2 separate regions of the Homo sapiens genome follow, and region 1 is linked to region 2. A link is an interaction called in ENCODE POLR2A ChIA-PET data of the cell type or tissue named here. Cell type or tissue: HepG2. All regions are shown on one strand. Links, peaks and the distances in the headings refer to the core of each region. The heading gives the core; the rest is flanking DNA.

Evidence for each region. ChIA-PET counts read pairs that join two places held together with the same protein. Peaks named below come from ENCODE experiments on the same cell type or tissue, not always from the same donor. Only the 100,000 strongest peaks of a DNase experiment are listed, where the experiment ranks them.
Region 1: POLR2A ChIA-PET joins it to region 2 with 7 read pairs; 1 of 35 experiments calls an interaction of 5 or more read pairs at or near these places.

What each region holds. Positions count from the first base shown.
Region 1 is chr1:65,151,853-65,167,611 of GRCh38, reverse strand. The region is part of intron 1 of AK4 (adenylate kinase 4); the gene reads right to left. It also overlaps the pseudogene RPS29P7. Among named protein-coding and RNA genes, the nearest start is that of AK4, 12 kb to the right of the region's middle. RefSeq lists an enhancer at 13,587-14,088. In HepG2, for the core only: no CTCF peak of the experiment used is centred there; DNase peaks (open chromatin) are centred at 7,585 and 8,681; H3K4me3 peaks cover 825 bases.
Region 2 is chr1:64,898,055-64,913,813 of GRCh38, reverse strand. All of the region lies in intron 1 of JAK1 (Janus kinase 1), which reads left to right. Among named protein-coding and RNA genes, the nearest start is that of JAK1, 61 kb to the left of the region's middle. In HepG2, for the core only: a CTCF peak has its summit at 7,917; a DNase peak (open chromatin) is centred at 7,103.

The DNA.
Region 1 (15,759 bases), core at 5,465-10,464, 250 kb before region 2:
TTTAGTCTCTAAGAACCCTAGAAAACCAAAACAGAACTGAGCTCCACGGAAAGGAGATCTTGCATTTTTTTTGTGCTCCAAGCTAGATCCTTGATCTTTTTTTTTTTTTAAACTAAGCCACTAAAGTAATACAAGTGTAAAAAAAAAAAAATCTATCTCCCTTTTGGAAAAACTAAATTATGTCCTGAGACAGTATTTATAGTTACCATTTAAGAAAACTGGGAAACTGTACTCATATATGCAATCAATATTTTATAGCTCTCTTGTAGACTACATTGGCTGTTCTACCAGTTATGCAGAAGAAAAAATATAGAAGCAGCTGAGTTCAAAAAACAAAGCAGACCAGAAGTTGAATCAGATATATCAGCAGCCCAGCATATTAAAAGATCCTGAAAAAAAATCCATCCGATTAGACCTACAGGAAAACTTAGAAAACTGCCCCTCTTAACAATGACATAATTTGTTTCTATTTTTGTTTTTTGAGAGAGTCTTTCTCTGTCACCCAGGCTGGAGGTGCAGTGGTGTGATCTTGGCTCACTACAACTTCCGCCTTTCAGGTTCAAGTGATTTTCCTGCCTCAGCCCTCTGAGTAGCTGAGACTACAGGCACAAGCCACCACACCTAGCTAATCTTTGTATTTTTAGTAGAGACAGGGTTTCACCATGTTGGCCAGGCTGGTCTCAAACTCCTGACCTCAAGTGATCCGCCCGCCTTGGCCTTCCAAAGTGCTGGGATTACAGGAGTGAGCCACTGCACTGGCCAAGATGACACAATTCTTAAAAAGCAAGTATGGCCAGCCCCAGTGGCTCACATCTGTAATCCCAACACTGTGGGAGGCCAAAGTGGGAGAACTGCTTGAGTCCAGGAGTTCAAGACCAGCCTGGGCAACATAGTGAGACCCCCGTCTTCAAAAGAACTTTAAAATTGGTGGTGTGGTGTTGAGCACCTGTAGTCCTGGCTACATGGGAAACGGAGGTGGGAGGATTGCTAGAGTCTGGGAGGTTGAAGCTGCGGTGAGCCTTGATCACACCACTGTACTCCTCCAGCCTGGGAGATAAAGCAAGACTATTTCAAAAAAAATTTAAAAAGCAATTATGGATTCAAGGAGTCTTCCAAATGAGGAACACACATAACTTTAATGCAAATATTTTTGTTTGGACAAGACTGAACACAAGAGAAGTCCAAGGGAAAATAGAAGGACAGCACAACTAATAGGGGGTTTACAAACAGTGAGCAAGTGTAGCCTCTGCTGGGTGGTAAACACACACACACACACACACACACACACACACACACACACAGCTTAAATCCCACTGGATTGTGCTTCCATTCAAAGCACCACATTCACTAAGGAAGATTATAAATGAAATCAAAGCATTAGGACTCCAGAAAAGAAGGGAACAAACAATAGAGAAAAGCCTCCTACTTGCCAGGCATTTTACACAGACGACCCCATCTGACCCTCAGGAATCAAGTTTAATTAACTTCCCCCAAAGTTTACAAAGCCAGTAAAAGGTGGAGGCAGAGTTATGCCTGCCTCTAAAGCCCACCTATATTTTCTCTACAGCATATAGCCAACTCCCTGTGCCTACCACTTGCTGTGCCGAAGGCCACCAGATACCTCCACCTGAAACTTCTCACAGGTATGTTAAGCTCATTATCCTCTTCATGCCTGGACTGCCCTCCTTGTGTTAAATGGGACTACTTTCCTGGCACAGTCATTCAAGTTCACCCCTTCAAAGGGCAGCACTTGGCTCTGCCCCGCCCACCATTCTCCTACAGTCCTATCAGACACTGCCATCACTACCCCCACTCCTCTCACTTCCCCTTTTATCCATTACTGTTACCCTAGACCGCATCTAAACTGTTGTGGCACCATCTTGGCTGTGCTCCAGTTTTCCCCCACTACAATCCACATCATACTCTGCTACGAGTAACAGCCACCAAAAGGAGTTTGAGGAACTCAATCTGGAATTACATGTAAGCTCCAACTCTACATATAATTCCTCCAACTCTAGATTTCAATGAAGGTTCCTTTTTTTTTTTTTTTCCAGACATGGGATCTCCCTGTGTTGCCTAGACTGGAACGCAGTGGCTATTCACAGGCAGGATCATCATGCACTACAGCCTTGAACTCCTGAGCTCAAGTGATCCTCCTGCCTCAGCCTCCCAAGTAGCTGGGACAAAAGGTGTGGTGTGTGTCATCTCACCTCACAAAGTTCCCTTAATTTTAATTGTCTACTCATAGACATGATACCTACATCAAAAATACCCTGCTTTCACATGTTTCCACCTGCTACTCATCCTTCAAGGCTCGGTTCTAATGCCATCTTTCCCAAAGCCCTCTAACTCTTTTGTCCAGAGGTATAACAAACAACTATTAAGCAAGGTATGTTAGACACTAGAGATTTTTTAAATGAACTTAATAAAAGTTCATACAAGTAACTCTTCTCTCTACTGTTCTTAAAAAAGTGTTTTCATTCCTATTTTTATAGCACTCAATATAATTTGCTTTATAAAATAATTGAGTATATTTTTATCTTGTAAATTGTTGAAGGTAGAGACCATTTCTTACTCTGATTAACAAAATGCTTTTGGAATAGACTGATTTTACAAGTGCTTAATAAGTTTAAAGTCTACCCATTTGTCTGTCAATACTGACAGCCTCTTAACTGTTCTCCCTAGTTTCACTCTAGAACCTTCAACCCCAGTTTCCAAATAGCCTGAGTGATCTATTCAAAATGTGAGTCAGATGTCAGTCCCATGTTTAAAAACAATGGCTACACTGTGGATTAGGCAATGGTGTTTTAGCTATGACACCAAAAGCATAAGCAACAAAAGAAAAAATAGATCATCTGGACTTCATCAAAATCAAAAACTTGTGCTTCCAAGGGAGCCATCAAGGAAGTGAAACAGGATAGGAGAAAATATTTGTAAATCATATATCTGATAAGTGACTTGTATCCAGAATATATAAAGAATTCAACAAGAAGACAAATGAGCCAATTTTAAAATGGGCAAAGGATTTGAATGGAATTTCTCCAAAGAAGATATATGCAAATGGTCAGTAAGCATATGAAAAGAAGTTCAGCATTATTAGTCCTCAGAGAAATACAAATCAAAGCCACAATGAAACACCACTTTATACTCAATAGGGTAGCTAAAATTGAAAGAGAGAGAAAGGTAGGGAGGGAGGGGTGGTTAAAGCAAACTAAATATGACCTGAGAAGGACTCCATACTTCAGTATTTGAGTCCTTGTGAAACCGCCTTTGCAAAATTATAACTGAGGAAATTATGACAGTGAAAGAAATCAGACCTAACCGACTCCATCTTGCTTCTAACCTTGAAGCTGCCCTTGTTCATTCCTGGGTGTAGGCCAAACTAACTTTGGGAGGGAATTCAGTACATGGGTTTGACTCTGAAACAAAATTGATTAACAGCCCTTTCCCGAAAAGACCCCTTCTTGCCTGGGGACCAGTCTGCCTTTGCAGGACTAACAAATTAGCTACAAGATTAGAAATTACAGTTTAGGGGTCATGCAGCCTCTGGCTCCAAGAGTCCAAACCTCCCCAAATTGCTCCTGGGGATAACATCACTCTGTAAAATCTAAGATCAGTTCTTGAGATATTTTGCAGATCCTGCACTCACTGGATCAGCTGACACCACCCAGACCCATAATCTGGCTCAACAAGTTCTGCCATCCCACCCAAGGACAGAAGACAGCAAGAAAACCTCACTTCCACCCCCTATGATTCCATCTCCAACCTGACTAATCAGCACTCCCCACTTCCCAAGCCCCACCCACCAAATTATCTTTAAAAACTCTGATCCTTGAATGCTCAAGGAGATTGATTTGAGTAATAATAAAACGCCAGTCTCCCGTACAGCCAGCTCTACGTGGATTACTCTTTCTCCATTGCAATTCCTGTCTTGATAAATCCGCTCTGTCTAGGCAGCAGGCAAGGTGAGCCCATCGGGAGGTTACACTTGTGGACAAACTGCAACCTGGCTTAGGTAGATAAGACTAAAAACCTAATTTAGGAGTATGTGACTATAACAATAGCTGAGTCTTGGCCAATACCAGTGGCCATACTTCAACCACTCATACACTGCTGAGTGTTCAAACTGTGTTCAAATAAGGCAAATGCCGAGCTGTAACCAATCCAGCCATTCTGTATCTCACTTCCGATTTCTGTAGTCATTTCTCTTTTTTTGTCTATAAATCTTCTTCCACCATGTGGCTGTACTGGAGTCTCTGTGAATTTGCTGTGATTCTGAGGGCTGCCCGATTCGTGAATCATTCATTGCTCAATTAAACTTGGCTGAAGTTTTTCTTTTATCAGAAGGTAAAAGTTGACGATGAGAAGAAACGAACCTTCATTCATTGCTAGTGGGAAGGTAAAATGATGCAGCTGCTTTGGATAACAGGCACTTCCACAAACTATTAAACGTCGAGTTACCAAATGAACCTGTATTGCTATCCTTAGGTATATACCCAAGAGAAATGAACATTTACATCCATACAAAAACTTACATACAAATGTCCCATAGCAGGAAACAGCCCAAGTGTCCATTAAGGAATGAATGGGTAAACAAAATGTGGTATACCCATTCAATAAATTATTTGGCAATAAAAATGAATAAAGTACTGATACACACTACAATATAGATAAACCTTGAAAACATGCTAAGCAGCCAGACACAAAAAGTCACATATATTAACATACAACTATCCAGAATAGGCAAATCCATACAAACAGAACTAGAGTAGTAACTGCCTAGGGCTGGGGCAAGGGGGAAATGGGGAGTGACTGCTAATGGGTATAGGGTTTCTTTCTGGAGAAATGAAAATGTTCTGAAATTAGATAGTGGTGATCGTTTTACAACTCTGTAAAATATAGGAAAACCTCTGATTTTTACACTTTTTTTTTTTGTAGAGTTGGTGTTTCACCGTGTTAGCCGGGATGGTCTCAATATCCTGACCTTGTGATCTGCCCGCCTCAGCCTCCCAAAGTGCTGGGATTACAGGTGTGTGCCACTGCGCCCGGCCCTGAGTTGTACACTTTTAAAGAATAAATTTTACTGTATGCAAATTTTATATTCAGTATAGCTGTTACGTATAAAAAATAAAAGTAACAACCTGAAAACCTTCCATGGATTCTCATCCAGTTACAATGAAGCCCAAACTCCTGGCCATGCCTCAAGGCCCTATACCTACCTTTCCAGCCTCCGCTTCTACCATCTCCTCCCCACTTACAGTGCTCAAGATACAAGCCTCCTCCCGCATCCTCTCCACTTACTGAGAGTTCACTCCTATATTAGGCTCTTTCCACATACTGCTTCCTCTGCCTCAAATCTTCTTGTTTAAGACACTTCTCACTGTATCGCCCAGGCTAGAGTGCGGTGGTGTGACCATAGCTCACTGCAGCCTCCACCTCCTGGGCACAAGTGATCCACCTCAGCCTCCCAGTAGCTGGGACTACAGGCCTGCACCACCACGTCCAGCTAACTTTATTTTTATTTTCTATAGAGACGGGGTCTCACTCTGTTACCCAGGCTGGTCTCAAACTCCTAGCCTCAAGCAATCCTTCTGCCTCGGCCTCTCAAAGTGCTGGGATTACAGGTGTGAACCACCGTGCCCGGCCTGCTACCAAATCTTCACACGCCTGACTCCTACCCTTATTCAGAGCTCAGCTTAAATATTACCTCCTCAAAGAGGCCTCTAACGCCACAATCTCAAGTAGTCTTCCCACTCTTCCTCACTGTACTATCTCATTTTCTTTAGAGTACTTCCAGAAGATATCAGGTACAAGGCATAAGGTATATGAGGTGTCTTATTTTTTTCTGTCTCCTCTCCTCTCGTTATAGCCTATTAAAACATTAGTTGAACTGAACCGTCATGAAAAAAAATTACTATTCAAATGGCAACAGACAATAACTGAAATTATGAAATAGAACATCTTACAAGAGATAATGAATAACAAATTAAAGGTACCAATGGGTATGAGAGAATTTTAGAGAAGAAAATGACCTGTAGCTGCAACAGGTGTGGAAAGGCTTCATGGAAGCAATGAGAGTAGAAATGGACTTCGAGAGATTAAAGAAGTGTGAAAGGCATTACAGGCAAAAGGTACATGTGAACAAAGCACTCCTTGCTGCCTTGTCTATGACCCCCATGCTCTACCTGCATGCATGCGCACCGCCATGCCTCCTGGGAACGTAATGTAGAACTCAGAGCTCAAACCCTAGACTGTCGGTACCTCAAAGACAGAGAACAAGTTTTACTTTTTTGCACGCCTCCCCATACCTAATGCTGGGACATGTGACAAATGGGACAAATGAATAATAAAATAACACCAAGTTCAGGCATTATTCCTGAACTCTTACCATTATGATGAAAAGCAATTTCTACCTCCTCACAACCAAATGGCTTCTATTTTTGACCCCCTTTGGTCCTTTTGATCATGGGAGGAGGAAGTCAGTGCTTCCTTTTTTAGGTTTTTTAAAAAAAAATGTTTTAGGGACAGAACAACAACAACAAAAAGTACATCCCTCTATCCTACCCTTAAAGGGCCTTCTGAGCCTCAGCATACTTGTTCCCTGCTATCCATGGTGCTAGGGTCTGAACGTGCCCCCCAGATTCATATGCTGAAACTTAATAACCAATGTGATAGTATTAAGAGGTGGGGCCTTTAAGTGGTCATAAGGGCTCCTCCCCTGCAGTGTGGTGGCTCACACCTGTAATTCCAGCATTTTGAGAAGCCGATGCAGGCAGATCACTTGAGGCCAGAAATGCAAGACCAGCCTGGGCAATATAGTGAGACCTTGTCTCTACCAAAAATTTAAAAATTAGCCAGGTGTGGTGGCATGCGCCTGTAGTCCCTGCTACTCTGGAGGATGAGACAGGAGTACTGCTTGAGCCCAGGAGTTCCAGGCTGCAGTGAGCCAATATTGCACCACTCCACTCTAGCCTGAGCAACAGAGCAAGACCTCATCTCCAAAAAAAAACTTAATTTATTGTTTTTGTGTTTTTGTTTTAAGTCTTGTGTCTTATAAAAGAGGCTTCATCACCTTGGGAGTCTGAGGCAGGAGAACTGCTTGAGTATAGGAGCTTAAAACCAGCCTGGCCAATAAAGTGAGACCCTGTCTCTAGTGGAAAATTTTTAAAATTAGAAAAAATAAAATCAAAGAAGCTTAATGTGGCCTTTAGCCCTTTTCCTCCTCCATCCTTTCTGCCATGTGAGAATACAAAGTTCAAGGTGCAACCTTGGAAGCAGTCAACAGGCCTTATTAGACACCAAACCTGCCAGCACCTTCATCTTGGAATTCCCAGCCTCCAGAACAGTGAGAAATACATTTCTGTTGTTTATAAATTACTTGATCTCAGGTATTTTGTTATAGCCACACAAACAGACTAAGACACACTGTCCCTACATGGCATTTATAAGACATGAGTATTTCACTAGTTTCTAGAGTACTCAGATGTCAGCACGACATAATGGGAAGAAGTTTAATCCTAGCTATGGAGCCCCAGGTTTGAACGCTAGTTTCTCTTTAACTAGCTGTTTGACTTAGGACAAGTTACTCAACCTTTCTGAAGCCACATATTTGTCACTCAACTTTTTTTTTTTTTTTTTTTTTGGAGACATAGTCTCGGCGCTGTTGCCCAGGCTGGAATGCAGTGGCACGATCTTGGCTCACTACAACCTCCGCCTCCTGGGTTCAAGCGATTCTTGTACCTCAGCCTCTCGAGTAGCTGGGACTACAGGCGCACACCACCATGCCCAGCTAATTTTTGTATTTTTAGTAGAGACGGGGTTTCACCATATTGGCCAGGCTGGTCTCGAATTCCTGACCTTGTGATCCACCTGCCTGGGCCTCCCAAAGTGCTGGGATTACAGGCATGAGCCACCACGCCCGGCCAACTTTTTTTCTTTTTGAGAAGGTTTTCGCTCTGTTGCCCAGACTGGGGTGCAGTGGCTCAAACACAGCTCACTGTAGCCTCACTATAGACTCACTGTAGCCTCCTGGACTCAGGCAATCCTCCCACCTCAGTCTCCCAAGTAGCTGGGATTACAGGCATGCGCCACCACTCTGGCTAACTCTGTTTATTTTTTGTAGAGACAGGGTCTTGCCATGTTGCCCAGGCTGGTCTCTAACTCCTGGGCTCAAGTGATCCATCCGCCTTGGCCTCCCAAAGTGCTGGGTTACAGGCGTGAGCCACTGTACCTGACCAAGTTAGTTACTCAACCTTTCTGAGGCCATTTATTTATTTGTAAAGCAAATGATATAACAAAAACTGCTCTGGAGATCTGTGTGGGAATTAGAGATAATTTGCATTCATTAGTCAGTCCAGGGCCTGGCAGTTGCTTCGCCCCCTGCAAATGTTGGTTATGACCAAGTCACAAGAATTATAAAATGCCAGGGTTACAGGTTACTGCTGCCCAGACAGAAGGTGCTGAAGATCAGAAAATAGTTGATTTCTAGCTTCTTGGAAGTTAGATGATAAACAAGAATGACTCTGCATTATTTCAGTATTATCTGTCTGGCTAAGTAAGGGATGCTTGCTCCTGGATCTGTTGTTTAACTAGTACAAAAACTCTCAGAACTTAGAGGTGAGACTGTTAAAATATAACATCAGCCATTTAAATTCAACTACATGAAGCTGTACAAACAAGACCTTTTGTACTATGTCTTAAAGGCCAACCTGAGAGCTTAAACATCAAGTGGAGGGGGTAAAATACACAGAGTAATCCAAAAGCCTCTATTATCTACTCATGCTTTTTTAAAAAAAATCTAGTTTGGGCCGGGTGCAGTGGCTCACACCTGTAATCCCAGCACTTTGGGAGGCCTAGGCAGGTGGATCACCTGAGGTCAGGAGTTCAAGACCAGCCTGGCGAACATGGTGAAACCCCGTCTCCACTAAAAATGCAAAAAAAAAATTTAGCAGGTCATGGTGGCAGGAGCCTGTAGTCCCAGCTACTCGGGAGGCTGAGGCACAAGAATCGCTTGAACCCAGGAGGCAGAGGTTGCAGTGAGCCAAGATCACACCACTGCACTTCGGCCTGGGCAACAGACTGAGGCTCCGCCTCAAAGAAAAAAAAAATCTAGTTTGCTAAAGGAAAATACATGGTTGAAATATCTGATTCATTGTCCATTGTGAAAGTACATCATCTAAAAAACTTACAAAATTTCCAACTCCTTAAACCTTCTCACAATATGCACCAATACAGATTGTTAAAGAGCAGACTAGCATAATATAATACCATTTAACAATTTACTTGGTAGATTTTGAAGGGAACAGGTAATTCAACATGCCTTTCAGAATGGGTGAATTTATAGTTAACAGCTTGAAGCCCAATTTACTAGTTTTAGGATTGTTTGCCATCCTTCAGTTCCAGAAGTTAAAAGCCGAAGTTTAAATGCATATACTACAATGCCACTATGTGTATGTATATCTTAAAGGCAAGCACAAGCAATGAGGGCTGGAAAGGTGATATGGGGCAGGCATGATAACCCTTTCCTTTGACAATATCATTAGAGATGGATGCGGACTAAAATGATAATAGAAAAGGTAAGGCCAAGCCATAAAAGCAAGGACCTCTTGTGGACCATAAACAAACTCTACAAGAGGAGTTTCAGGTATGCTGTGACAATGACCATGCCATCTTTTTGTAGCTGTACTCATTTGTCAAAACTCAGCTCAGGAATCGCCTCCTCTAAAAAGCCTTCCCAAATCTCACCTCCTCCTAAATGCTGGGTTAGCTGCCTCTTCTGTAAGCATGCACATCTTGCAGCCTCAGTTAATTTTTTTTTTTCTCAGAGACAGGGTCTTGCTCTGTTGCCCAGGCTGGAGTGCAGTGGCATGATCACAGATCACTTCAACCTCAACCTCTTGGGCTCAAGTGATCCTCCCACCTCAACCTCCCGAGTAGCTGAGACTACAGGTGTGTAAAACCACACCCAGCTAATTTTCTTACATTATTTTTAGTAAAGATGAGGTCTCGCTACGTTATCCAAGCTGGTCTTGGACACTTGGTCTCTAGCAATCCTCCAGCCTCAGCCTCCCAAAGTGCTGGGATTACAAACATGAACCACCACACCCAGCCCAATTGTGTTATTTTCTTCTTGTTTGCTTGCCTGTCTGACTGCCTGCCTCCACCAAAAAACAGCAGCTCCTTCAGGAACAGACCTTGTTTCACCTCTTTGCATCCCACAAGCCAAGATTGCCTGGCACTCAAACATTTGTTGAAAGACACATTTACCAGGACATTCAGTGCAGCATGCTCTGTATATCGAATGACTATAAATAACCTGAATTCCAATCAACAGGGGACTGATTAAATTGTGGTCCCAGGACTCCTGTGAGTCCATGAGACCTTTTCAGGGGTCCATGAGTTCCCCTTTAATTACATGTGTATAAAGCCAGATGTTCTTCAAATACTTTAACCAAAACAACATAGCACCAAAGACTGAATGAAGAACCAGATATGACAATAAAGTTTTCTTCTATTAGGCCAGAAAGATTTGCAAATGTGCAAAAATAACAGTACTTTTCTCATTAGATTTCATTTTGGAAAATAGTTAATTTTCACAGAAATCTGTTAACATACAGTGGATTATTGTTATTTTGATGAATTAATATTTTTAAATTTTCTCAATTTTCTTTCTTTTTTTTTTTTTTTGAGACACAGTCTCGCCCTGTCGTCCAGGCTGGAGTGCAGTGGGGCAATCTTGGCTCACTGCAACCTCCGCCTCCCGGGTTCAAGCAATTCTCAAGTAAATCTCAGCCTCCAGAGTAGCTGAGATTACAGGCATGTGCCACCACGCCCGGCTAATTTTTGTATTTTTAGTAGAGACGGGGTTTCACCATGTTCGTCAGGCTGGTCTCAAACTCCTGACCTCATGATCTGCCCGCCTCAGCCTCCCAAAGTGCTGGGATTACAGGCATGAGCCACCGAGCCCGGCAAATTTTCTAAATTTTAATTTCAAATCCATTTAACATCTATATATGTAACCCACATAAACAAAGCTTCTTTGGTTCTCAATTTTCAAACGTGTTAAAAAGGACCTGAGGCCAAAATGTAAGAGAAAGGCTAAATAAACTATGATATATCTGTACAATAAAAAATAATGCAGATATCTTTTTAAAAGAATAAAGTAAACTGATACATGCTGATGGAAACCACTATCTAAGCTTTACTGCTAAGTTTTTCTTAAGTGCAATACAAAGAACAAATGTGTACATTAAAAAAAAGAGGCACTGCTATACACACATAAATGCTATAGATATATGACAAAATCTTTGGATACACATCCAAAAAAAGTTAAAAGCAGATACCCCTGTGGAGAGAAACTGGGGAACCAAGAGTCAGGGATAGGCATGAAACTTTCCACTCTATTCCTAGTGTATTATTTGAAAATTTTACTATCTGCATGTACCTTTTTACCTTTTCAAAAGTAAAAATGGAATAACAAATTATATTTGAATATTGGAATTATACATGAGTACTTAACTCACATTAAAAAACAGTATTTAACAAAATTGGAAAATACTAGATGACACATTGTTAAAGCAATTTTCAAAACAGTAATACTATAATACAATGCAATAATAATGTAACTCAAAATCTATGTGTGTGTGTGTGGAAGGTGGCTCATGCCTGTAATCCCAGCACTTTGGGAAGCCAAGGCGGGCAGATCACTTGAGGTCAGGAGTTCGAGACCAGCCTGGCCAATACGGTGAAACCGTCTCTACTAAAAATACAAAAAATTAAGCCAGGCATGGTGGCAAGTGCCTATAATCCCAGCTACTTGGGAGGCTGAGGCAGGAGAATCACTTGAACCCGGGAGGTGGAGGTTGCAGCGAGCCAAGAGCCGAGAACACGCCACTGCACTCTAGCCTAGGCGACAGAGCAAGGCTAGACTCCATCTAAAGCAAAACTCCATCTAAAAAAAAAAAAAAAGTATTAGCAGTGACTTTTCCTTCCAGTTGGTAAATTACAAGTGATTGTTTTCATCTTTATAAACTTTTGCTAACTTATACATATTATTTCTATAATCAGAAAATCAGTTTATATGTATGCTACATATATCCATACCTAAATAAAATATTTTTCATTTTTTTATTTACTTTCTGAGACAGAGTCTTGCTCTGCCGTCCAGGATGGAGTACAGTGGCGCAATCTCAGCTCACTGCAACCTCTGCCTCCTGGATTCAAGCGATTGTCCTGCCTCAGCCTCTTAAGTAGCTGGGACTATAGGCACACGCCACCAAGCCCAGCTAATTTTTGTATTTTTAGTAGAGCCAGAATTTTGCCATGTTGGCCAGGCTGGTCTCGAACTCCTGGCCTAAATGAAACATTTATTAAGCCAAAAAGTACACAAATAAAGTAGCACCTATAAACTACCAAGAACTTGAGTGAATATTTGTAAGCTACGTTTAAAACGCTCCCTATGTCGGCCGGGTGTGGTGGCTCACACCTGTAATCCCAGCACTTTGGGAGGCCGAGGCAGGTGGATCACCTAGGTCAGGAGTTCGAGACCAGCCTGGCCAACATGGTGAAACCCCGTCTCTATTAAAAATACAAAAATTAGCTGGGCATGGTGGTGGGCGCCTGTAATCCCAGCTACTTGGGAAGCTGAGTCAGGAGAATTGCTTGAACCTGGGAGGCAGAGGTTGCAGTGAGCCAAAATAGCGCCACTGCACTCCAGCCTGGATGACAAGAGCAAGACTACGTCTTAAAAAAAAAAAAAAATTCTCCCTATGATTTAAGTTCTATTTTGGCCAGTAGTTTCATTCCTAGAAACCTATCCCAGAGAAAGTATATCTGTCCAGTGATTTGTACACAATGACATTTGTAAGAGCGTTCTTTGTTTGAATGTTTATTTTATGTACAAAGAACTATCGTGGTTTTGTATTGGGTAGATGCCTTGGATAATCCTTTGAAGGAGGATCATTTAGTCCAACTTAATAAAACTGATATCGTTCGCGTACTGACGGAAACACTGGCAGCACGTATTGAGGCCACATTTCTGGATCAGACAGTGCCGGTTTGAACAGACGCGACAAGAGCGAGAACCCTGGCTGAATTTTCAGCAGTGGCTCCAGTACAGCTGCTGGTGACCCATCTTGCTGTCAGGAGTGCAACAAGATAAAAGGAAGGAGCTAGCCCATGCATGTGCTCTTCCAAGGGCATTCTTAATCAGCAAAGTATGCAAATAACCCAAATGTTCCACAAAAGATTGGTTAGACACATTCTAGTTCATTCAACCCTATAGCACATTCACCCAGGCAGGCGCTCAGGGCAAAACCCTAGGATTCATTGTAGACTTCTTTCTCTCCATCACCTCTCACAACCAATTCATTATATCCAGTCAGCTCTGCCTTCATATATATCCCAAATCCCTTTATTTCTCTCCTCCTTTGCCACCAACAAGTTCAAACCACAGGCCACTCTCCTCATCCATACTGGTCTCCCTCTTGCTCACCTGAGTCACCTCTCCACACAGCAGGCAAAAGATCAACTTTTAGAAAGTAAATCTTTTCATGTCATTGTCCTATGGAAAACCCTTCCTTGGCTTTCCAGTGCCCTTGGAATAAAATCCAATCCTTACCAGGATCCCCCAGGCTCTACCTGATCTGGCACCTGCTCGTCTCTCTGACCTGACCTACTTCCACATCCCTTCTACTTGCTAGGCTCCAAACATACTGCCACTTCTTTCTGTTCCTCAGACACGCTATGCTAATTCCCACCTTAGGGCCTTTGCACTTGCTGTTCCTTCTTCCTGGAACAACCTGTTCCTAATCATCACAAGCTCATTGTTTACGGTATGAATGAGGACATTCACCTCCTGGAGAGGCCTTCCCTAATCACACAACCTAAGACAGTCACCTTTAATTTATTTGCTTAAATTACCCTTAAGGAATTAAGGGTAACTTTTACTTGCTGCTTTCATTTCTTCTACCGTTTTATATTTTCTAAATTTTGTACAAGGCATGACTTTGATCAGAAAAAACTACTTCTAAAAAATGATCCTGGCCAGGCATGGTGACTCACACCTGTAATCTCAGCATTTTGGGAGGCCGAGGCGGGCAGACTGCCTGAACTAAGGGGTTCAAGACCAGCCTGGGCAACACGTAGAAACCCTAACTCTACCAAAAAAATACGAAATTATCCGGGCATGGTGGTGCATGCCTGTAGCCCCAGCTACTTAAGGGGCTGAGGTAAGACAATCACTTGAGCCCGGGAAATCAAGGCCACAGTAAGCCGTGTTCATGCCACTGCACTCCAGCCTAGGTCACAGAGTGAAACTATGTCTCAAAAAGAAGAAGAAAAAAAATCCCACTGGAAGAATGTGCAAAGATTCAGATGTACATGTGGCTAAGGCAGACTTACTGTCATGGAATGCCTTATTCAAGTCACAAATAGTGTTCTTCAAATATGTGTGAAAATCCTCAAAGAAACCAAAAAAGCAACAATAAGTGGATATGGAGTGGACCTTTGGACTGGAGAGGTCTCAAAACCAGTCAGACCCTTGCTTGACCTGTGCTACATCCTGAGTCTCACCCAGCTAGGGGGGGAAATGGAATAGAACATACTCTAGAAACCCTGTAATAAGCCAAGACTCTGTATGATCTATAAAAAGGATAACTATTGAAACCTGTTTTAGATACATTGTTGAACTCTGGCTCCCAAGTCTCTCTAATACAATGTTTCTATCTTCCAGTTCTCAGAAGTTTTCCCTCTTACATAAGACACACATTTATACTTAATGAGCACCAAAAAGAACCCTGAGCCCTCTGAACTAGGCCATCTTTTCAAAAAGAGGCTGGGCCCATAGACTAACTTGAAATGCTAGTCCCATCAGCAAAACTCCAGCAAGAGCTGCAGTTAATATTGAGAAGCAGAGGCCAGGTGCGGTGGCTCACGCCTGTAATCCCAGCACTTTGGGAGGCCGAGGCAGGCAGATCATGAGGTCAGGAGTTCAAGACCAGCCTGGCCAAATGGTGAAACCCCATCTCCACCAAAAATACAAAAATAGCCACACGTGGTGGTGTGTGCCTGTAGTCCCAGCTACTCGGGAGGCTGAGGCAGAAGAATCGCTTGAACCTGGGAGGCGGAGGCTGCAGTGAGCCGAGACTGTGCCACTGCACTCCGGCCTGGGTGACAGAGTGAGACTCCGGCTCAAAAAAAAAAAAAAAAAAAAAAAAAAAAAAAAAAAATATATATATATATATATATATATAGAGAGAGAGAGAGAGAGAGAGAGAGAGAGAGAGAGAGAGAGAGATAGCAAGTGCAGAAACAGGTTTGTTCCTTAACATCTTTTATCTCAATTAACTCCAAGATGCTTCCAAATGGAGATGTGCCAGTTTTCCTGCACTTGAGATAGTAGATCCAGTATAATGTGGTTTTAAAAAATACCACTATTTCTCCAACCTTTAAAACAGGATTTGCATATCCTTTAGATATGACCCAATAAAAGAATCTATCATTAAATATCAGAATTTGTTCAGAGTTTGTAGTAGGACTCACTCAATAGAGTGCCAGTCCCTGTGTGTGTGTGTATACTCATACATACATGTGCATACCCATACATACACAGAGAAAAGCTAATATTTCTTACAACAGAGGGTAAGACCCAACTCCTGGCAATCTAAGAGAACTCTCCCTTCTATTTACTCTTGCAGTGTGCTAAAGAAAATCTGAGCCAAAGATATGGGTGTGACTCTTCAAATGAGGTATCTGATAAGC
Region 2 (15,759 bases), core at 4,896-9,895:
CTCTGTGAAACCTCGTCTGATCCACCCTTATATGGAGTTAGAAGATTATTTTTGCTCCCACACACTTCCTTTCAATTCCTCCCTCCCTCCCTCCCTCCCTCCCTCCCTTCTTTCCTTCCTTCCTTCCTTCCTTCCTTCCTTCCTTCCTTCCTTCCTTCTTTCCTTCCTTCCTCCCTTCCTCCCTCCCTCCCTCCCAAATGGAATCTTGCCATATGTATTATTCTGCAGTTTGATTTTTCTCCTTAATACGAAGCTTATCATGTTGTAACTATTGAATGATTAGTCAGTTCTATTAGTGTCTGGTTCATAGGAATTATTATCATTGTATGACCAATTTCTAGCACAGAGGCTGGCACATTGTAGGCACACAAAAATTATTTATTGAGTGAAATTGAGCCATGGTGTTGAGTGAGTCCATGGCAGTTCACTTGCCATTTATTGTCTTTGAATTCTGCTGTCAGTAGGGTGGTCATATGTTCCAGTATATGCCTATTCCTATTTTCCCAGCATAGTTATGAATAGTTCCTGATGTTTTAATATCTCCTAGTTGGTACAGTAAATTATATGGACACCCCAGCCTGGGCAATAAGGCGAGACCCTGTCTCTACAAAAAAATAGAAAAATTAGCCAGGCGTGATGGTGTGCACGCCTGTAGTCTCGGCTATTCTGGACGTTGAGGTGGGAGGATTCAGCATTGAGCCTGGGAGGCCAAGATTGCAGTGAGCCAAGATTGTGCCACTGCACTCCAGCTTGGGTGACAGAGTGAGACCTGTCTCAAAAAAACTTATATATAATTTTTATATGTATATGGCCACCCTACCAATTAAACAGATCTAAGTGGAAGCTCATTTTACCTTATCCAGTGGAACAGCTAGAGAGTAATAAATATTTGGGGTATGAGGTTGCATTTGAAACATTGAATCCAGTTTCTTTCCAGCCAGCCAATCAGCAAAGCCCCAAATCACACACTGGAAAAAATTACCTTTGATGCATCTTCAAAGCCTAAATGTTTCATGTTCCAGAAGGACTGCTGATTCCTTTTAGAAGTACTTTTACAAGAAGTGGTTTACCTTTCAGAAATGGACCTTTTTTTGTTGTTCTGCCGCTTCCCAGCAGTATGACCTTGGCAAAGTTCTCCCGGAATGTAAAATGGGGATGAGAGTAGTCCTGCTTTACAGGGTTAATGTGGCAATTGAGATCATTCATGTAGAGTGATTAGCATTGTTAGTGGCATAGTAAGTGCTTAGCAAATATCAGCTTTTATTATTGGTGTTATGATCGTGACCATTACTATCTTTTGACATAGACTAGTTTAGAAGACGTTGGTTATGGTCTTGAAAGGAGTGACTAGGATCTGCCCCACAGCTTTCTGATTGCAATGTGTATGCCCTTAACTGCCTGTCAATGCAGGATGCTACTGCACTGTAGAGGATGGAAAAAGAAAATCAGTAAGAAGAAATCATGTGTGGGTTGCAAAGGAGAGAGTAGAATGACATAACTGTGGTTGCTAGTGAGTCAGGGGCTAGCTGTGTCTACCTTGGAAATCTTGGGTGGGTCAGATTTGGATTGACATTAGAACAGATGGGCCTCAGAATCACCTGGAGAGTTCAAAAAATTGTCTACTCTGGGTTCCAGCCTCGGAGACCCTGATGGATGTAGGGTAAGGATTGGAATTCATATATTTTTAAAAAGCTCCCAGGTAATTCTGATACACAGCTGGGTTTGAGAATTACTCGATGGAGTGACCATTTATTACCTAATAATTCTGTAAAGCATTTCCTGATCATTTGCTATTTAATGTAAGGCAGATGATGACATAGGGGTCAGAAAACAGAGGAAGATTATTGGAGAGCCTGAATTAATGGAATTAAATTTTATGAGAGTTTTGAATTTAAGCCTGTCATGAATCTGTGTTGTTGTTGTCTAGGATCCTTGCCTATATTTAGATCATTTGAAATGAAATAACAGAAAATTGTGAAATCAGGAACAAAGTCCTGTTAGAAATGTAAAATAATCAAAATATGAACCTAGCTATGCTTGGATTTAAAACTGAAAGGTAGATATTTTCTCCTGACATTTGAAAATGTTTTCAACTTTTATTGCTCTTACTGGAAAGGAGAAAGAACTTAGCTAGGTGCATATCATGGATACTTGACTGGGTCCAGGTCATTACTTAGATGATTTAATGGAAGGGCATTGGGTTAGGAGTCAGTAGACCTGCGTGGAGTCTCAGCTCAGATACTTCTCTTTGCAAAACCTGAGTTAGTTACTTCAGTCATCTTTTTGGCATGTATTTACATATCTGTAAAACGGAGACAATGTTATTGGCCTCTATCCGGCATGATATTGTTGGGGGTGTAATGAGGACATGTATGTGATAGGAATGTAAAGCTGTGATGAACACAGAGAGTGACCATATGTCTCTGTTTGCCTGGGGCAGCCCCAGTTTACACCTGTTGTTGGGTATAATTATTGATAGCACACTCTTTAACTCTCAGGTATCCCAGTTTGGCTGATAAATTATATGGTCACCCTGTATTCATAACACCCATCTATTGTTTACTATTAATCTTTCGAAGTAGGAAGGTTTTCTGGCCTCATTCCTGTGGCCCCAAATCCCTCACCAAATAAGTATTTCTTAGATGCTTTCTGGTAGTTTTCTTCAATTTTATGTGAATTTCATCTCTCCAACTACATTGGTCAGTAGATAATAATTGTTTTTTTTTTTCACTCCTGAATAATTTTCTTGTTTATCATGGTATTAGCATTTTAAACATTCTAATTGCCCATTTTGGTTGGTGCATCTTAAGAAAGTAAATTTGAAGTGCAGGCAGAGGACAGAGGAACCCCAGCGGGAAATGGCTTTGTGGAAGTACACTAAAAATGAAGAGTACAGTTTGTTTGCTGATGTTCTGACTTGGTGTTTTGGAATCTAAATGCCCTATGTTGATTTTTTTTTTTTTTTTTTTTGAGACAGAGTCTTGCTTTGTCATCCAGGCTGGAGTGCAGTGGCGCAATCTCGACTCAGTGCAACCTCTGCCTCCCAGGTTCAAACTATTCTCCTGCGTCAGTCTCCTACTGTAATCTCAGTAGCTGGGACTACAGGCGCTCGCCACCATGCCTGGCTAATTTTTGTATTTTCAGTAGAGACAAGGTTTCGCCATGTTGGCCAGGCTGGTCACGAACTCCTGACCTCAAGTGATCAGCCCGCCTTAGCCTCCCAAAGTGCTGGGATTCCAGGCGTGAGCCACCACACCTGGCCATATGTTGATATTTCTAAGTACAGCGTTAACTCTTCAAAGTAATTGGGAAGACCACAAAAGCTCTAGATGAAATTTCAAATCTCCCTCTTCCCCCGGAGAAATTTAAGAACTACCATCAGAAAAACTTTTCATTCCTCAAATAACATTTTCTTTTCCCTTTTTTGACAACGAGAGCAATGCATTTGATCATGTTTCTCCCCTGCTTTTTTTTTGACCCCTAGGAAACTCAAAGCCAAATTCGTAGCCCATCCTTAATGTCTATGTGGAAAGCAGTAGACTACAAATAACTTTCCACTAGCCTTGACTTTTTGTCCCGTATTACAATCTCCTTAGTCCTGGATTTTAAAAATACGTATTTCTGTTTTATTCAATGTGTTCTTATAAACTGCCTTGGAATCTTGTGGGTTAAGTTAAAGATTAAATAAATAACGAATATAAAGATGGTATCATAGTTTCAACATTATTTTCATGAAATTGTTTGAAATTTAGAAGGCACAAGCTTTTGTGGTACAGAGACCTATACTGCCTGAGAGTCAATAAAGAATATACTCTGGTCTACCATCCCACTGAGGAGGTCACCTCCCACCAGAACAGGGCTAAAGAGAGCAAATTACCTCCATATGTTGCCTATTAACCTCTTGGACAAATGATTGGTAACACTTAGTGTATGCAGGTGGGAATAAGAGCAAGCGCCTGTCTTATTTTTTTGAGACCCTGTCTTATTTTTTTGTGTGATGGTCTCACTGTTGTCCAGGCTGGAGTGCAGAGGTGCTGTCACAGCTCATTGCAGCCTCGACCTCCCAGGCTCAGGTGATCCTCCCACTTCAGCCTCCCAAGTAGCTGGGACTACAGGCATGTGCCACCACACCTGGCTAAATTTTTTTTTTTTTTTTGGAGAGAGGGGGTTTCACTATGTTGCCTAGGCTGGTCTTGAACTCCTGGCCTCAAGAGATCCTCTTGCCTCATCCTTCCAAAGTGCTGGGATTACAAGCGGGAGCCACTGTGCCTGGCCTAGAAGATCTGTTTTCTTTTCTCTGAATAATTCTTGTGACACTGTCTCTCCCTCCATCTCTTTCTGTTTCTTTGTCATTTTTCCCAGCTATCCTTTTTTCCTTGTCTTGTCCTCTTCTCCCCTCCATCCTAAAACCTTTGATCACAAGCTAGTTTCCTTTCCACATCATCTGCTCCCCTCTACTAAACGCTATTTCGCCCCCACCTGCTTTCAGCTGTGCTTGCCTCTGAGCCCCTCTTTCACCACGGCCCAGATGGGGTGCACGTGCCAGCTTCCCTGTCAGCAGCTCTTGTGAGCAGCAACTGCTGCTAACAAGCTTCCCGAAAACTAGGAAAAGAGATACACCATTAAATACCAAGCAGTAATTTGGAGACAAAAGAAAACATCACATCTGATTGGAATGCCTTACGTTGCATCCAGATAGTTTGGTAGGAAGGAGAAATAAAAATGTGGCGGATAGCTAGCATAATGCTAGATAGCAGTAGCAGTAGAATCTCAGTTCTTCTGTCTTTTTGTAATTAGCTCGTTCGTTCGTTCATTCATTCATTCATTCTTTCACTCAGCAACCACTTATCTGTGTCTGTTATATTGCCAGTAGTGTTTTCTTGGGTCTGGGCTTTTTGATGATAGAGCTTTCTGAGACCTGGGACCTGGCCTGGGAATTTAGTATTCGCTTGCTTTCTGGGCTGGAGAAAGACTGCCTCTAATTATACAGTTTCTCCTATGCATAGAGGTTATATTCATAAATACAGTGTACACTGAATCTTTATTTTAACAAGGGGTGTGTGTGTGTGTGTGTATGTTTGCCATGAACATACACACAGTATATTCTAAAAATTGTGGGCATATGCTTCCATTTTAACAAGCTTGAAATACAGCAATTTGAATATCTGATTAAGATTATTCAAATACTATTTTACTAGTAAAAGGAATAAAAACCTGAAGACTAGGCAAGATAGAAGACTTAACCATCTGCTTCTGCTCTGGGGTTTTTGGGACCTTCTCCCAAAAGCACTAATTTAAGTAAAACATAATTAATATATATATTTTTCAATCTACGTAGTAAAACTTTTACTAATTGGAACAAATGAGAAGGAAGACTTGCCTGAACATATTGAAAGCTGCACAGTAGAATATGTAAAAAGGAATGGCACAAGTGGAAATGGTGGCTCAGTAGAGAGCCCCATATCATGTTGAGATGAATAAGGATAGAGCTGAATAGATGCATCATTTTGAGAGGGTCACTGCCGTGAGAGTAAGTACCAGAAAAACTAGCCTTATAAGCCTTATATATGGCTTAATAGAGGTTTAATGTTTAAGAATTTGATAAGAATTACTTGTGATTAGTGCATTAAAGTTCTAACCTGAGCAGTACTGACTTGACTTCTCTTTATATTACCAATACTATTTAGAGATAAATGGGTATTCCTAAAGTGTCTGAAATGTTCTGTCTGTTAAGGAGGTCAGTAGTCTACTTTGTCACTTTTTTTTCTTTACCAGTTTCATTTTTGGACAGATGGTACAATGCTCTATACACTTGTGAGCATGTCTCAAGTTCCATATTCGAAAAATATGATTTAAAAGTGTTTAGGCTAGTGAGAATAACAGAGTTAAGAGTCATAATTGTATTTCAATTAATGAATACAGTTTTGGTGTGAGCTGGGTCTACTTTGCTTTTTAGTAGTCCATATTACTTGATAGTAAAGAGACATGTGCGTTTCAGTAGTATGTGTTTTATTACACTTGGAGGTAACTTCTGTGTCCTTTCAGGGGCTCCACCTATAAAATTAGGGAGATCCTGGCATGTCAGGGCTGAGGGTACACTCATAACACATCTTGTTTTTTTTAACTTTAAGTTCAGGGGTACATGTGCAGGTTTGTTATATAGGTAAACTTGTGCCATGCATGTTTGTTGTACATATTATTTCATCACCCAGGTATTAAGCCTAGCACCCATTAGTTATTTTTCCTGATCCTCTCCCTCCTCCCACCCTTCACCCTCCAATTGGCCCCAGTGTGTGATGTTCCCCGCTGTGTGTCCAAACATATCTTATTTGTATGTCTTATTGAACCTGGGCTCAGGGAGGTGAAAGGATTTATTATGGCAGAGCCTTTAACGGGTCCAGCACTTTTTCTAAATTCTACTTTGCTGTAGGTCTGAGAAAAGCCCAGAAGTTTATTGTGCTAGAACAATGTTATTCTCTCTTTCAGAATCAAAACCTTTCAGAACCCAGCCTTTTCATTTTCTAATAGCTATTCCTCCCTAAAGGATGCCAGGAGGAATATGTAAGTATATTTAGATAGAACGTATGCATACATCTCCATGTCTTAGAAACACCTCCACTTCCAACCCCATGTACTGTTATTTTCATTTCAGAACTGGAATTAGGCTGTGGAAGCATCTGAATTGTTCCCCTCCCTATCATCTTTTCTCTTTTTACAAATACAGTTTTACCAAAACAAACCCAGTTATAAAGGCATTACTGGAAAGTTTACTGTACTTTGGATCCATAAATATTCTTTTTTTTTTTTTTGTGCTTCTCCTCACTGTTAAGAGAAGTCTGCTGGACAAGGAGTTTTGAGTATGTGCATTTAGTGGGTAGATAGTGGTAAAAGGAAAAAGAAAAACATGCACTGGCATGAAAGGTAGTAGTATACACTCCTCCGTTTTTCCTTTAAAGCTTTAAGAGGTAGTGTGGAATAGCAGAAACAGTCCTTCCCTATATTTCTAAAGATCTGGGTTCAAGACCTGGCTTTTGCCATTTACTTGCTCTATGAGTCATATCACCTCTCTGTGTCAATATTTATGTATTCACTCACCACTTATTGAGCTTTGTCTGTCATACACTGCAGATACAACAAAACTGTCACAGCCCTGCCTTCTTGATGCTTATGTTAAGACAATGATAGTGACTGAGAATGGCGTAGTAGCAGTGTAGGTGGCGAGAAATCGTGGGATATGGGACATATTTTGAAGCTAAAGCTGATAGAATTGGTGATGGTTTAGATGTGGGATGTGAGAGAAAGATGTGTCAAGACTGACTGCTGGGGGGTTTTGCTTCTACAACATGGTGAATACTGGCATTTACTGAGAGAGTGAATGCTGGGGAGGAGGGAGGAGGTGTGTGTTGATGGTGTGGGAATTCCAGGTTGCTTTTTATATAGATGATGGTTTGGATGCCTGTTAACTTCCAAGTAGAGATGCTGAAGAGGTAGTTGGGATTTTTTTTTTTTTTTCTTTTTTGAGATGGAGTTTTGCTTTTGTTGCCCAGGCTGGAGAGCAATGGTGTAGTCTTGGCTTACTGCAGCTCCCGCCTCCCAGGTTCAAACAATTCTGCTGCCTCAGCCTCCCAAGTAACTGGGATTACAGGCATGCACCACCACGCCCAGCTAATTTTGTATTTTTAGTAGAGATGGGGTTTCACTGTGTTGGTCAGGCTGATCTTGAACTCCTGACCTCAAGTGATCCACTCACCTTGGCCTCCCAAGGTAGTTGGATATTTGAGATCGGAGTTCTGAGATAGAAATTTGGACATTGTTGGCATGCATGTGGCATTTGAACCATGCAACAGGGTGAGATCACTTCAGTAGATAGAGAAAAAGTGAAGATTGAGGCCTGAGTCCTTGGGCCACCGACATTTGGAGACTGAGAAGTGGGGGAGCTCCCTCTGGCCTCTGAGAATGAGAATGCTGGAACCTGACCTCTTTTCCTCATTTAGGTTGTTTGTAGGGATCATGTGAGATAGGTACACATAAACACACATCAAAAACAACTTAGTGCTTAATTGCATGACTAAATATAGGAGTAAGGGAGGTTACATGGATAAATCACTTTTTCACTTGATTTTTCTTCTGAAAGTCTATTTTATGGGATTGGGTGAGGTGCGTGCAAATTTGTTATATGGCAGAGGTTCCCAATGTGTAGATGTGTAAATGTGGGATTTAAGGGAGTGAAGACAGGGAGGGTATTTGGGAAATTTTACAGGGGGCCTACTGTACAATATCTGCTTTCAATACGATTATTTCTTTCTTTATTAGTCCAGAAATATATATAGCAGTAGGATCCATGAGCTATTACCTTTAACAGGATTCTCATACTAAAAAAATTTAACACTGATATTTGACATATGTAGAGCTATGTACATTTATAAAAACATGTATGCATTCTAAATGTGAATCGGATACAGTTGACGTTGTCTGCTTTTGTGGACAGATATCTGCTTGGATTCCCAGGTTTTCGTAAGCTGTTTGAACTTGTTTCATCTCAGTCTGCTCTGCCCCTTCTCTGTCACCGTCCTCGCACTGGAGATGAGGCAGGGTTTCCTGAACTGTGGGCTCTGTTCTGGGAAGACCCTGTAGCCAGCTCCTAGAGAAGACTTGCAGAAAGATGTGGGATGAGAACAGGAAGATCAAGTGGGTTGAAGGGGAAAAAACAAGAAGGCCGAGGCAAATAAAGGCAGAGGATCATTTGGGAGGGAGTTGAGGAAAGGGGCCTCCACTGTTCCCTAGGTGACCATATTTTCTCTCCCTCTTTGGGTTATTTTCTTTGTGCCTACCTGTTTTATCAGAATTGCAAGGATTTTTCCCAGGTGTTTGGGTTGTTGAGTAGTAGGTAAATATAACTTTTTCCGGGCATTACCTTCTGGAATATCTGCTTGAAGGTAAAATTGCAAAAATGGCTCATTCTCCCCTACTTTTATGAACACTGTTTTAGTCTAATCTTATTATATTGAAATCTTAGATTTTATCCCATGCTTGTGTTTATCCAATTTTATAGGGTGTGTGTGTGTGTATATATGTGTGTGGGGAATGTGAATATATGTGAATGAATGCCTTTTCTAGAGAATCTGGTATATTAAGTCATCTACCCAAGAAGAAAAGTCTTCTGAGATTGATGCTGTCAGATAAATCTATAGAATTTGAGAAATGAAAGAGAGCATAGAGAACATCTGATCCGGACTTTTCCAAATGTATATTCCATTAAAAAAGAAGTGCCTTGGTCTGATGATTTTTTTGGGAGTTGGAGACTCACTGCATTTATTAACTATGAAAGGCTTAAGAGCTCTTGCTGTTAAAAATATTATTTAACTATGTTTAACCAGTGTTTCTCCAATTTTTTCACTATGGACCCTCATTTTCCTTCTCTCTCTTTTTAGAAGGATATGTACATAGAACAGTTACTATCATTGCACAGAAGTACAAGATTCCAGAAAACATAATTTGGGAATGCTAATTTAATTCTTACCTTCAAATTGAATGCGATACTTCATTTCTGTTGGTTTGTGTTCCCATATGTAGTATGAGCAGGTTGAATGAATTAATCAATTACTGTGTCACTCCTGACTGTGACATTTTCTGGTTCTGATTCGTTAAATCAATATTTAAAAATTATATCTGTTTCTATATTAAAGAACCTTGTCTTTTTTGTTCCTTACTAGAACCATAGTGTCTAATACAGTGCCTGACACATAGTAGTGTCTCAGTAAATGTTACTGAACAAATATATACCTGTTAGATTCAGAGCACTGAACTAGCTATGTCTTGAGGCTGCAGAGAGAATGATCTTGTTTTTGCTCTCAAGGAACTTGTAGTCAAGTCATTAACTTTCCTAAGAGCATGGAATGTGCCATGGAGAGGTCCCAAATTAGAGCTTGATTGTGATAATCTATAGGACAAAGATAGATTGGACATTATTTCTGACCCTGTGTCAGATGTGTGGATTACAACACAGCTGGGTTATGTTAACATAACTTTCATGACAAGAAGTGTCTTTCAGTAATAGTCACTGCAGCAGCCACATAGTCGTTTTATCCCTGGCAAAGACTTTATGATGCTATCAGCACTAAGAGATTGGAGCTAGTATTATTCCCATTTTAGTAGATAAAAGAGCTAAGGCTCAGAGATTTAGAGACATGTCTAAGTTGACATACCTCCTGACTGAAAAGCCAGAATTAGGACCCAGGTATGTGATTCTAAACCTTGTGCACTTATCCACTAGGCTTCCTGTCCTCTCACCAATACTAGTATCTTTCATTGTCTCATTTGTATTAGAAGCTCACCTTGAACAGGCTCAGAGAATTACACATTTCCAGTCTTCATTGTGTCCCTGCTCTGCTCCCTCTGTCCCCATGCCATGAGGGCTGCTTTCTTTACAGCTGATGTGCTAGCTAGGGTGAGTTTTGGAGCAGGTAATAAAAAGTTTACAGACTTTGGGCCAGATGCGGTGGCTTACACCTGTAGTCCCAGCACTTTGGGAGGCCGAGGCCGGTGGATCACCTGAGGTCAGGAGTTCGAGACCAGCATGGCCAACATGGTGAAACCCCGTCTCTACTAAAAATGCAAAAATTAACCAGGCGTGGTGGTGCATGCCTGTAATCCCAGCTACTCGGAAGGCTGAGGCAGGAGAATCGCTTGAACCTGGGAGGTGGAGGTTGCAGTGAGCTGAGATCATGCCATTGCACTCCAGCCTGGGTGACAAGAGCAAAACTCTGTCTCTTTGTCCTTACCAACCATGTTGGCAGCATCCATATTCTAGGCTGCAGATAGGAGAAGGAATTAAGAAAACGGGGCAAAGACCTTACAGTGGTCTCCAGGGTAGAAGCTGCCACACAGTACTTTTGCTTTTATCCTGTTGGCCAAACTTACTCACATGGTCATATCTTGCCGCAAAGGAAGCTGGCAATTGTAGTCACTATTGTGAGCATTCTTGTGCACAGCTAAAAATTACTGTTGAAGAAGAGGAAGGACAATGGCATACAATCAGCTGTCTCTTCCACCACTGCGTATTGGGGTCTGGTGCCCATTCACTCCCCTCTTCTGACTTTTGGCTAGTAGCTAATCCTTTTCCCTGTCCTTACCTTTATCCTTTAACTCCCTTCTTCCTATTATTTAAATGTTCTCAAGTCTCTTCCATCTTAACATGCCATAACACACACACACACACACACACACACACTCTCTCTCTCTCTCTCTCTCTCTCTCTCTCTCACAAATTCATGAGTAAAGGCACCATGTCCCCAGTGCTCATGTTATATACTCAGATCCTTGTGCAGGGCATAGTACATAGGGGTTTTTCAACAACTCTTTGTTGAGAGAGCAAGTGGGTGAGTGAAGGGTTGAAACATTTCCCTCTATCCTTTATCCTCGGATTGACAGAGAGATGCTGCTGTCTGTCTTAACATCTATGGCACAAATGACAGGACTGATGATTTTACTCCCTTTAGTGCTGAGGAGGCTGTTTGGGACCATGAAGTAGTTCTAGAAATGTATCGTGCTGAGAAGAGCACTAAAGGGAGTAAAATACACATCAGTTCTGGTTTTGTTGCTTACTAGCTACAATGACATTTGGCAAATTATGTAATGTCTTTGAGCCTCAGTTTCCTCATTTGAGGAAGTGAAGACTCCATTGACCTCACAATGATTAAATTAGAAAACTGTGATAAAGAATACACCCCTGATAATATTATTTTGGCTTCTTATGGTGATTTTTAAGATTAAGGAGTATCATCATCCCTATTTTATTTCTCTAAAATAATATTTAAAAAAACGTAAATGCCCTATACAATAGAGTATTATTTGGTCACAAAAAGAATGAAGCACTGGTGCATGCTACAGCATGGATCCCCTGAGGACATTGTGTAGGTGAAAGAAGCCAGACACACACATTATATGATTCAATTTCTATGAAATGTCTAGACTAGGCTAATAGACCAGTGGTTGCTAGGGGATGCGATAGGGGAGAATGGAGAGTGACATGGGGTTTCTTTTTGGGGTGGTGAAATGTTCTGGAAGTAGATAGTGATGATGGTTGCACTCTTTTGAGATTACACTAAGAACCACTGAATTGTGCACCTAAAAAATAAGTTAAAAATTTAAATGTCATTATAGGGCATTATAATTATAAGTAAGAGAATACTTTTAAAACTGTGTCTAAGTTTTGGTTCACAGTTTGTCAATGATTCTTCTGTAACAGAAACCAACATCTGGTTGGTTTTTTGAGTTTTTTCACCTGCTGGCTGACCTTACTTGACATACTGTATTAGACTTTCTTTATCTTTCCAGGCCTACGCAACTCTCAGCACACTGGGAAATCTCAGGGCATGGTGTTCCATTAGAAAGAAGAGTAAGCATGTGGGCTTCTTCGTGGGTACCATGATGGGAGAGAATAGAAAATAAGAAGTTAAATAATTCCTCGCAATTCTGTTAGGCATATAAACTACACATTTAATATTATAAAACAGTTTTATAAATGCACTTGGTCTATGGTGTCTGCATGGATTAGGTGAGTACTTCTGGAAGGAGGTGGGGATAGTCAGAGAAGGCATGCTGGGGAAGGAAATGTTTAAACATTTGCTTCTTACACAGACATTTATTGAATATCTGGCATGCCTTAGGCATTGTTATTTGGTGTTGTATGTACCCAGATAACAGCTGCAGTCCCTGCCCTCAGGGTGCTCAAAGACAGCGAAGACAGATGATTCTACAGACAGTTAGGGAGCAGGATGTAAGTGCTACTCCAAAGGTAAGCACAGGACTCTCTGAACGCCTCACTTGGGAAATGGGAGAAGTCAGGGAAACCTTGATGGAGATGATTCCTGAGCTAGGAACTGAAGGATGAGTGGGGACAGCAAAGGCTTGGAGGACAAAGTCATGCTGGATTACAGGAACTGCAGGTAACTCAGTACGTTTGGAGTTCAGGGCACAAATGGGGATGAGCCATGAGAAGTTGATTACAAGTAGCCTTGTAAGCCATGTCACCTAAGAGAGTAAGAAATAAAAGAGTTTTAGAGCATGATACTTCCAGATTAGCAGTCTAGAAATAAGACTGGCTGCATTGTAGAGACTTGGAATAGAAGCGGACGAGAATGAAGGCAGAAACTTTCAGGAGATTGTTGCAGTAATTTGGGAGATAAGTGGGTAGAGACAACAGAGTTAGAACAGAGACAACAGAGTTAGAACGATTAGGGCTTGCTCCCCAAGTGGATATGGTCGCAGTTCCTAGGACTCCAAGATCTCTGTCCACTTCGCTGTCTCACTTCATGTCAGTCTGACCCCAGCCTGCCTTCTAAGTCTTGTTTTCTTCTCTTCATGAAATGCTTAAGTCTTGTGCTTACTGTCCCCAGAACTCGCTTGGTGATTTAATGTCTGTTACCTTTGATTACACCTTTATCTTCACCTAGAATGGAGCTCATCTGTTCCCTTTACCTTCTTAGATCTCTGACTTATGAATCCTTTGGAATAATTCCATGCTAGAATGATCTCTTTGTCCTCTGAAGTCATAGCACTTAATATCTCTATCAGTCAATGACAAATAATTATGTTTTGCCTTGTCACATCTCTTAATTGCTTTGAATTGCTAGTCAATCTTGAGCCATTGCAGCAGGTAGAGAGGTGAATTGGCTCTCCTGAATTCCTACTCCCAGCCCTAATTTCCTGTATAACCCAGGGGGAATGACTTTTCTCCCCTCATTAGTGTAGTAACACATATTTGATGCAGAACACTTAGAAAATCTCTAAAAGTGTGCAAAATGAAGTAACTACTATCACAAACACCTTGGAATACTCACAGGTAATTATTCTTGTAATGTCCTCCCCATCCATTTTGTCACCGTTTCTTTAGGATTACATGTGTGCGTCTATGCATCATAGCTAGGATCATCCTATACATGCTGTTTTTCAATTTGATTTTTTCATTACCATATTGTAAGATTCTTGTGTCAAAACATAGGAGAATCTTCAAGTCCAAATTGAAAGTGGAGCTAAATTGTTCTCAGGGAGAGTTGTACAGATGAGTATCCCCTATCTGAAATGCTTGAGACCAGACAATTTTCAGATTTCAGATTTTTGGGATTTTATAATATTAGCACTATGCTTACCCATTGAGCATCCCAAATCTGAAAATTCAAAATCCTCCAATGAGCATTTCCTTCAAGAAATGTGGTAGTCAAAAAGTCATATTTTGGAGCATTTCAGACTTCAGATTTTTTGATTTGGGTTGCTCAGCCTTACCAAAAACTGAATAGTGACTATCTCTGGGAGGAGGGAGGGGAACTTTGGCTTTTCAGTGATATCTTTCTATAATGTTGAATGTGTGCATTTATGATGAGTCTAAATGATTTTTAGAGTTGTCACCCATAGTTTATAGGTGACAGTAATTTATACTTCTACCTAATCCAGGCTTATATTTACATTTAAAAAGAAGTATAACACCAACTTTACTGACTAGATAGATAAACAATTTTAATTTACTGAAATTTCACCTTTTCACCATGATTATAGGTCCTTTTTCCATTAGTTGTTTCCATTTCCTTTGCTGTCTAATGACTTAGATTTGAGTCCTAGGTAATAAATACATGTGATCTTTCACAAGTCACTTAGTGTTTCTAAGCTTTAGTTTGCTTATGAGTAGAATAAGAGGAATGATACTTCAAATTATTGTGAGGATTGAGATCAAGTATTGAAAGTGCTTTGTAAATTGTAAAAAGTATATAATTATTGATTTTTTATTGATTTTTATATTAGTCAATGGTCATGAGCAGTTAAGCCAACTTTGCTTTTTTAAAAATTCATTTGGAGAAAGACTAAAAAGGCAGAGGTGCCTTCATTAATATTTATTTTGGTGCAATGTGGGATCCATGAGATTTGGGTTTGTGCCACATTTCTGCTGCTAATTATTAGCTATATATACAGCTGAAATGCACTGAACAAGCACAGTTTTGGCCAGGCCCAGAAATGTTCAGGGAGCACCTGGCTGGACATACATCAGAGAGCTTGGTGACCTGATAAAGCATTCATGCAAGCTCCTGGAGACTGTTTAACTGGATGACAGTAGAAGGAAACTATTTATGCAAATTTTGCTAACTGAAGTTCTCCCACACCCTTGAGTCCACATTTCACAGGCTTGTGAGATGGAAATGGGTCAAAATCAGGTTCTAATAATCTCTTTGTCATCTGCAGTCATGCCTGAGAAGGTCTGATATGGTCTTCTGAATCATCAAGGGAAGGTAGAATTTCATCCAACATGACTTTTGTGCATTTGCTGTATTCAGCTCCCTGGAAACATAGGTGCCTTAATTTTATCAGTTATCCAGAACACTGAATTCTGGATAATAGAGGAACAGGGCTGTGTAAACAACTCTGCTGAGTAATAGATGGCCTCCTGGCCTCTGGTTTCTGACTCTGTATTCCCTTTTATCCAAGGACAAGATGTTACAAAAATAATTCAGAGTGACTCCCAAGGGCAGCCCCGTGAACTTGCTGGTCCCTCCGACTGTGCTAGCAGAGGAGGATGAGTCACCAGCAGCAGAATGTTGACTCTCCCAGTGCTATTAGTGGATGTCCCAGCCAGACGCGACAACCAGGAAGACAAGCTTTGGGAAAGTTCTTTCTGACTCATTAACATCATGATTTACACAAGAAAACCTCTAGCTTCTCATTTTATTTTATTTTTTAAAGAAGTTTCCTTTTTGTATGTGTGTATAGCGA